Regions from separate parts of the Homo sapiens genome. Here region 2 is linked to region 1. The links are chromatin contacts, found by Hi-C or POLR2A ChIA-PET in ENCODE. All regions are on one chromosome and are shown on one strand. The core of a region is the stretch at or near the end of the contact, and the rest is flanking DNA. Distances in the headings are between cores, read along the strand shown. Region 1 holds the start of MISP3 (MISP family member 3). Region 2 overlaps ADGRL1 (adhesion G protein-coupled receptor L1).

The links. A loop is a pair of places that touch in the nucleus more often than their neighbours do. ChIA-PET counts read pairs that join two places held with the same protein, here RNA polymerase II (POLR2A). Pooled maps may share reads with other maps.
Region 2: a loop to region 1 is called in a pooled map, with 2.2 times the contacts of the local background. The contact joins the enhancer-like site here to the promoter of MISP3 in region 1. A Hi-C loop is called at or near these places in 2 of 50 pooled maps. POLR2A ChIA-PET finds 5 or more read pairs at or near these places in 4 of 52 experiments (K562, activated CD4-positive, alpha-beta T cell, activated naive CD4-positive, alpha-beta T cell and 1 more).

The regions. Positions count from the first base shown.
Region 1 is chr19:14,071,197-14,074,359 of GRCh38, forward strand. MISP3 (MISP family member 3) reads left to right here and starts at 1,590. Exons shown (of 3, transcript NM_001291291.2): 1 at 1,590-2,681. The coding sequence starts at 2,114. It overlaps MIR1199 (microRNA 1199), which reads left to right and starts at 2,165; the gene lies at 2,165-2,283. It also overlaps the pseudogene EEF1DP1. RefSeq lists silencers at 1,409-1,578, 2,149-2,558 and an enhancer at 2,746-3,163.
Region 2 is chr19:14,165,629-14,168,919 of GRCh38, forward strand. All of the region lies in intron 4 of ADGRL1 (adhesion G protein-coupled receptor L1), which reads right to left. ADGRL1-AS1 (ADGRL1 antisense RNA 1) reads left to right here. Exons shown (of 3, transcript NR_045214.1): 3 at 3,149-3,291. Among named protein-coding and RNA genes, the nearest start is that of ADGRL1-AS1, 30 kb to the left of the region's middle. RefSeq lists an enhancer at 1,823-2,322 and a silencer at 2,193-2,382. Within about 2 kb of position 1,708, at least 7 of the 41 ENCODE cell types and tissues checked have a DNase peak (open chromatin) inside an H3K27ac peak, as active enhancers do.

The DNA.
Region 1 (3,163 bases), core at 340-2,839:
AGCACGTGCAGAGTGTCGATATCGCAGCTTTCAACAAGATCTGAAGCCTGAGTGTGTGTATGTGTGCGCGTGCGTAAGGCCCTGCCACGATTAAAGACTGAGACCGGCAAAAAAAAAAAAAAAAAAAAAAAAGAAAAAAAAAAGAAAGAAAGAAAAGAAAAAGAAAAAGAAAAAAATGTTCCCGTGAAAGGGGGCCAAGAACCCAGCCCAGTTGGCATGGCTGGAGGAAGGACCAGGAGATGATGCAGTGGGGAAGGTGCTATAGAGAAAACTTTTTCCCAGAAGTATACAGCTTATTTATTTATTTATTTATTTATTTATTTTGAGACAGAGTTTTGCTCTTGCTGCCTAGGCTAGAGTGCAGTGGCGCGATCTTGGCTCACTGTAACCTCCACCTCCCAGGTTCAAGTGATTCTCCCACCTCAGCTTCCCGAGTAGCTGGGATTACAGGCGCCCACCACCAGGCCTGGCTAATTTTTTTTTTGTATTTTTAGTAGAGACGGGGTTTGGCCATGCTGGCCAGGCTGGTTTCGAACTGCTGACCTCAGGTGATCCTCCCGCCTCGGCCTCTCAAAGTGCTGGCATCACGGGCATGAGCCTCCATGCCCGGCCGGTAACTGTATTTTTCCTTCTGGGCACCCCAGAATGGTGGGGTTGGGGGCAGGTTCTGGGAAGAGTCTGCTTCCATTAGGGGGAAAGTGGAAAACGTCCCTAGGGGAGGGTGGCCCGCGCAAGGGCATCGATCCTGCCCTTGAACCGCATGATCCGGCCCCAGCTGCTCTTTCCCCCTACCCTGGACGCCTCCTGTTTCCTGTCTGGGCCTCCCCAGGCGCCCGGGCCCAAGGTGACCGCCTTTCAACTGCAACCGCTAAGCTGCGCCCACGGCGCACTGTGTCCGTCTCTCCCTCCTCCCTCAATCCGGGAGTGCCCTTGGCAGCGGACACCTCCCGGATTTTTCCGGGAGGAGAGGGGAAGCCGCTTCTCGGCTTGGCGTGGGGGCAGTGGTGCGCGGCTGGGAACCTCGCTGAGCCCAAGCATTGGTAGGGAGACCCCAGCGGCCAGTAAGGCGGCTCCTGGCGCCCCCTCGGGCCGGAGCTGTGCGCTGCAAGGCTGGATCGGAGGGAGGGCCCAGGGGCCTGAGGAGTCGCTGCCTGCCGGCTGGCACGACCAAGCGGGACTGCCCGGGTCCCGAAAATACGGCTTCGGGGGACACCTCACCAAGCGGCTAGTGGTTCAGAACCCCAGTCCGACGCGCTGCTGGGCCCAGTCTCCGGGACGATGACGGGGACATGGCTCTGAAAAAGTGCCAGGGTGCGCTCAGTAGAACCCAGCACCCAGAATGGCCCCCCAGAGAGCGGGGCCGGGTCTAGGGAAGCCCTCTTCCAAGAAGTCCCGTGCCCTGAGGTGACTGGGCGCGCTAGTTGATGAAACTGAGTGCCCCACCGAGGCGCCCCTGTCCCGAGGGCGGGGCCAGGGCGGGGCGGGAGTCCTCCTGGCAGGTGCCGGGGGCGGTGCCCGGCCCTGCCCCCGGGGGCCGTTCCTGGAGGCCAGAGGCGGGTCAGAGAAGCCGCCGGTGCGGGCGACGCCTTGGAACCCACGGCCGCCACTGCCGCCACAGGTGCCTCACAGTGCCCTCTGTCCTCGCTCTGGGAATCAAAACCCCGGTTGGGAACTGAGGCTTCCGAACTGCTTCCAACCCTGGACACGAAGGCCCCCACCGGCCGGAGAACGAAACCCTGGGGTCGTCTGAAGAGGAGGGCCAGGAGTCCCCAGGGCCAGACAGCGAAGCCCCAGAGCTGCTGCGGAGCTGAACACCGAGGTCCCCAAGCCCTCCGCAAAGGACGTGGAGATCCTGGAGCAAGAGAGCGAAGTCCTCGAGCCATCAGTCGAGCAGGACGCAGAGAGCCCCGGGCTGTCCACAGCTGCGGGCTTTGAGAGTCCTGAGCCAGGCAGAGACGACCCTGGGCCGTCCGAAGCGCAAAGGGCGGAGGTCCAGGGGCAGCATCCCCCTCCAGGCCCTAAGACCTCCTCCTCCAGGTCAGGCTCGGAAGCCCCCCACCTGCGTTTTCCGCCGTGCCCCGAGGCTCCCCAGCGTCCCCCGGAGGAGCGGTTCATGGAGACGCCCATCGAGCGCGAAATCCGCCGCAGCTGCGAACGCGAGGAGAGCCTGCGCCGGAGCCGGGGCCTGAGCCCGGGCCGCGCAGGCCGTGAACTCGTCGAGCTGCGCGTGCGGCCGGTGCTCAACCTGCCGGGTCCTGGCCCCGCGCTCCCGCGCGCCCTGGAGCGGGCGCGGGCGGGCGCGCAGATGCAGCGGGACATCGAGCGGGAGGCCCACCGGCAGGCGGCGCTGGCGCGCCCCGCGGTCCCCGAGCCGCGCGCCCGGTCGCCGCCGCAGCCGCTGGGCGAACTCAAGCGCTTCTTCGAGGCCGCGGCGGGGAGCGGCTCCTCGGCGGGGGCGGGGGACGGCGCGGGCCCGCAGAGGCTGCCAGAGCCTGGGGGACGGCCGCGCTCGGCCGTGCAGGGCGGGTGCCGGGTGCTGGGCAGCGCCCCGCCGCCTTTCACTCCGTCACTGCTGGAGCAGGAGGTGCGCGCCGTGCGCGAGCGCGAGCAGGAACTGCAGCGCCAGCGGCGCAGCGTCTATGGCACCGCGGAGTTCAAGGAGCCTACGCCGAGCCTCACCGGTAAGCCGCGGGCGTAGCAACGCCGGGACCCCCAGGGTTCCAGCCGCCCCCACCGATTGCCCAACTTCAGTGGCCCCTCCTGTGGCCCTCCGATTCTCGGGGTCTCTCCCTCCAAGCTCCCAGACCCCCTCTCAATTTTGTCTCTTGCCTACCCCTTCTGGAGCTCCATTACTCGCTGTGATCCACCCCTCCACCGGGAGTGATGGACTCTCTGATCCACACCACCCAGGCTGCGCGGGGGTGGGGGCATTCCAGATGTCTTCCTTTTTGTCGGGTTCCAGGGAACCCTGACTGGGTTCTGGCACTCCTGGGTCCTCCCTCTGAATTTTCGGGCTCCTGCTTCTCCATTCTGGGTTCACCTCCCTCCTCCCTCGGGTTCCTGGGTGCCTGGAGTTGAATGGAGGCTTTCATGGGGAGGCGGAGGGTGAACGCCTGTGTGTGTTTAAGGGGTGCGGCCGGCCTTTCATCCTGGCTGCCGCCAG
Region 2 (3,291 bases), core at 458-2,957, 95 kb after region 1:
CCGCATCCAAACCAGTGGGCCTGCAAGAAGAGTGGCTGGTGCTGGGAGGGAGAGAGACTCCAGGAGAAAGAGAGGAGACTGGAGGGGTGTGGTGAGGGGGCGGACCTGGGGCCAGCAGCCCAGGCCTCTCTGAGATGGGGGAGAGGGGAAGACGGGGAGGGGAGCAGCTCAGAGGGACCCTGCCCCACCTCCTTCGGAAGGGATGCTCCACAGACCACTGTAATTTCAAGGCAAAAGGGATCCCTAAAGGCCATGTCCTCCAGCCCTGCCTGCTGCTGCCGGCCTCAGATGGGTAAATTTCCCAAAACTTTCTGGAGAGGAAATGGTCATCCCTAACATCTCACCCTAGAAGCCCCTCAGCAGCAGCACCTCCGCTCCCCCCAATAACAGCCAGTAATGGCCAGCCCCATCCACTAGGGAGTTCTCTGCTAGAAATTACGGAGTCTGTGGAAGTCCCCAGACTGTGCCCCCGCCGCCCGCCGCCCATCTCCCTGGTCCTCTAACCACAACAGCCCAGAAGAAACCCTGACTGCAGCTTTGCAAGTGTGAAAGAAACAGAGAACACGCTCCCCCACCCTTCGCTCCCCCAACCACGAGGCCCGCCCCCGCCCCCTCGCCCTCATTTTTTCATTTTTTGGCAGGCTGCCCCCTCCCAGGGCTGGGGACAGCTGACACCCCTCCCCAGGGCTGGGCCCCCAGCTGGTCAGAGATGGGGATCAGGTTGGGGGTGGGGAGGACTGGTGCTCCATGCTCCAAAACAGCTCTGGGCCTTGGAAACATCAAACCAGAAGGAACTTAAGCCACCAGGAGCCCGAGACATAGGAGAATCTGCTCCCCAAAAGGAAAACAATGGTGTCCCCTCCAGCCCGCCTCCCATGAACCAGAAACATGTTATAAAAGGTACAGGGGAAGGAGGAAGAGAGAGGGGAGAGACAGAGAGAGAGAGAGAGAGAAAGAGAGAGAGAGAGAGAGACAGCTCACCCGGTGCCCCAGTGGGGGAGCCGGGGAAGGGAGTCCCTCCCTCCCCACCCGCCCTGGATGCTTATACACTTCTCCTGAAGGAGGCAAAAGAAGTATGAGAAAAGGCCAGGTCCCCCGAAAGGGCCAGGGACCAGGAAGGAGGGACAGAGAGAGACAGAAACAGCGAGAGAGAGAAAATCCTGCCCAAGCTCAGAGAGGAGCTTCCGTGGGTATCTGGAGGGTGGAGATGCCCGTGGCCGCACCAGGGCTGGTCCCACTGGGAGGACAACCCAGGGTGGGGGATACCGACCGGACCAAGTGTGGGTTGGGGAGAGAAGAAGGGGCCGGGGGAGGGCAGGTCACATAAGTATGGTACAGGTAGAACAAAGTGTGAGTTAGGGGTTAGCATTGGTAACAGTGCGTTTACCTTTCTGCTCCACTTCTACTTTAAGCATCGGAAGAGAGAGAGAAAACAAATTGAAAAAAAAAATGTGCAAGAAAAAAAGAGAAAAAAAAAGAGATTAAATTGCTTTCGTTTCTTTTCTGGCAACACGCCCCCTTTTCCTTTCCTTCCTCGCTCCTGCTTCCCCAACCCCTTCCGTAGCATCAGCTCGGGCCCCCGCCCCCAGGTCCCTTCCTCTGGGGGTGGTCAGGTGGGGTGAGAGGGTGCTGGGGAGACAGTCAGAGGGACGAGGGGGACACACACAGGAGGGAGAAGACACAGAAAGACACAGGGGTGGTAGGGGGGTACAGGCAGGCAGACAGAGCCCTCAGGTGGGAGGGGGCACCCTTGGTGCAAGGCGGGGGCAGGGAGTAGGGAGCCCCAGCTGGGAGGTGGGCTCCGGTCAGAGGGGGCACCAGGGAGTGGTGGGGTGGATAAGCCACTCGGCTCCCTTCCCACCCTGCCTGCTGCCCTCCTGCTAGAACCAGGGGCCCCAGGGGAAGGATTTCAGTGTCTCCCAGGGCCTGGGCCCACCCTCAGCCAAGAAACAGGCTGAACTCCTTCCCCTTTATGCTGGCCTCACCCAGGTCCAGCTGACTTCCCCCAAGCCCTCACAACCCAGAAGAAGCAAACACAGAGAGAAGGTGGCAGAGCCAGACACAGAACGACAGGCAGACGGGCAGTTGCACCCGGGCCCCAGAGAGAGCCAGGGTTGGGGAGACGGAGGCAGAGAGGTGGCGGGGGTGGGGGACACAGACTGGGTGGGACAGCAAGTGGGGGCACAGACACGCTCCCAGGCTCCCCAGGGGCAAGTCTGAGGCTCGGCTTCTCTGCTCAACCCACCCAGGGCCCGGGGGCCCAGGAGCTGGGAGCTCCGCCCTGCCCGCTGCCCTGCGGACGGGCGGCACCTAGGGGAGGAAGGGGCGCGGTTAGACTGTGCTCAGCTGCAAAGCAAATCCAGCATTAGTCGGGCTTGTCCACTGTGTGGGAGGGTTCCCACACATCACGTGCCCCCTGCCACCCACCCCTGACCCACCCTCACCAGCACTGGGGTCACCCCCAGCCTCTGAAGCCCTGGGCCAGGTGGCTGCCCAGGCCGCTCCCCCTCTGCATCCCTGGCCCCTCAGGAACTTCTGACTGGAGGGACTGGCTCTCCTGGCCCCTCTCTGAAGGTTCCAGCAGGGAGCTCCGCAGGGGCAGCCTCTGCCTCCCTTCCCAGCGCCTCACCCAGGGCCTGGCACTCAGGAGATGCTCAGTGAACATTTTGGGGACAAGTGAGTGCCTGGCCTCCCTGTCCTCTAGCTACCTCCTGTCCCCGCTTTAACTCCAGCCTCCTTCCTCTGGAGCATCAGGAGTTAGCTCTGCCCCCAACATCCACCCCGTATGTGTGCACACATGTCTGCGCGTGTGTGTGTGTGCGTGTGTCTCCTGTCTCCCCAAGGGCTCAGGCTATCTCTCTTCCATCAGACAGGCAGCCACTCATCCTCTGAACTGTCCTGCCCTCTGTCCCTGGAGCCTGCCTGGTCTCTGTCGGTTGTAGCCCCTGGACCACGCTCAGGGCCTCGGCTCCAGGAGGTTTCTCAGCTCCTCTCCTCCCCTAGCTTCTTTCCTGCGGCTTGACCTGAGCCTCTCGTCTACTTGCTTTGGCTTCCACCTGGACCGAGGAATTTTTCCTGCCCTTTATCTCACCTGCCTCGGGAGAAGTTGGGTCATTATCCGTTGTTATTTTAATTTTGATTACCACAGCAATAATCGTAATTGACAAGAGGCATTACAAGGAGCTGCAACAAAAGCAACGACTACCAAGTGTCCAGCACTCACGAGGGGCCAGCAACTATGCTACGCACCTCACTGGCCGTCTTTTGAGAACCCTGTCTACAGATGGGAAA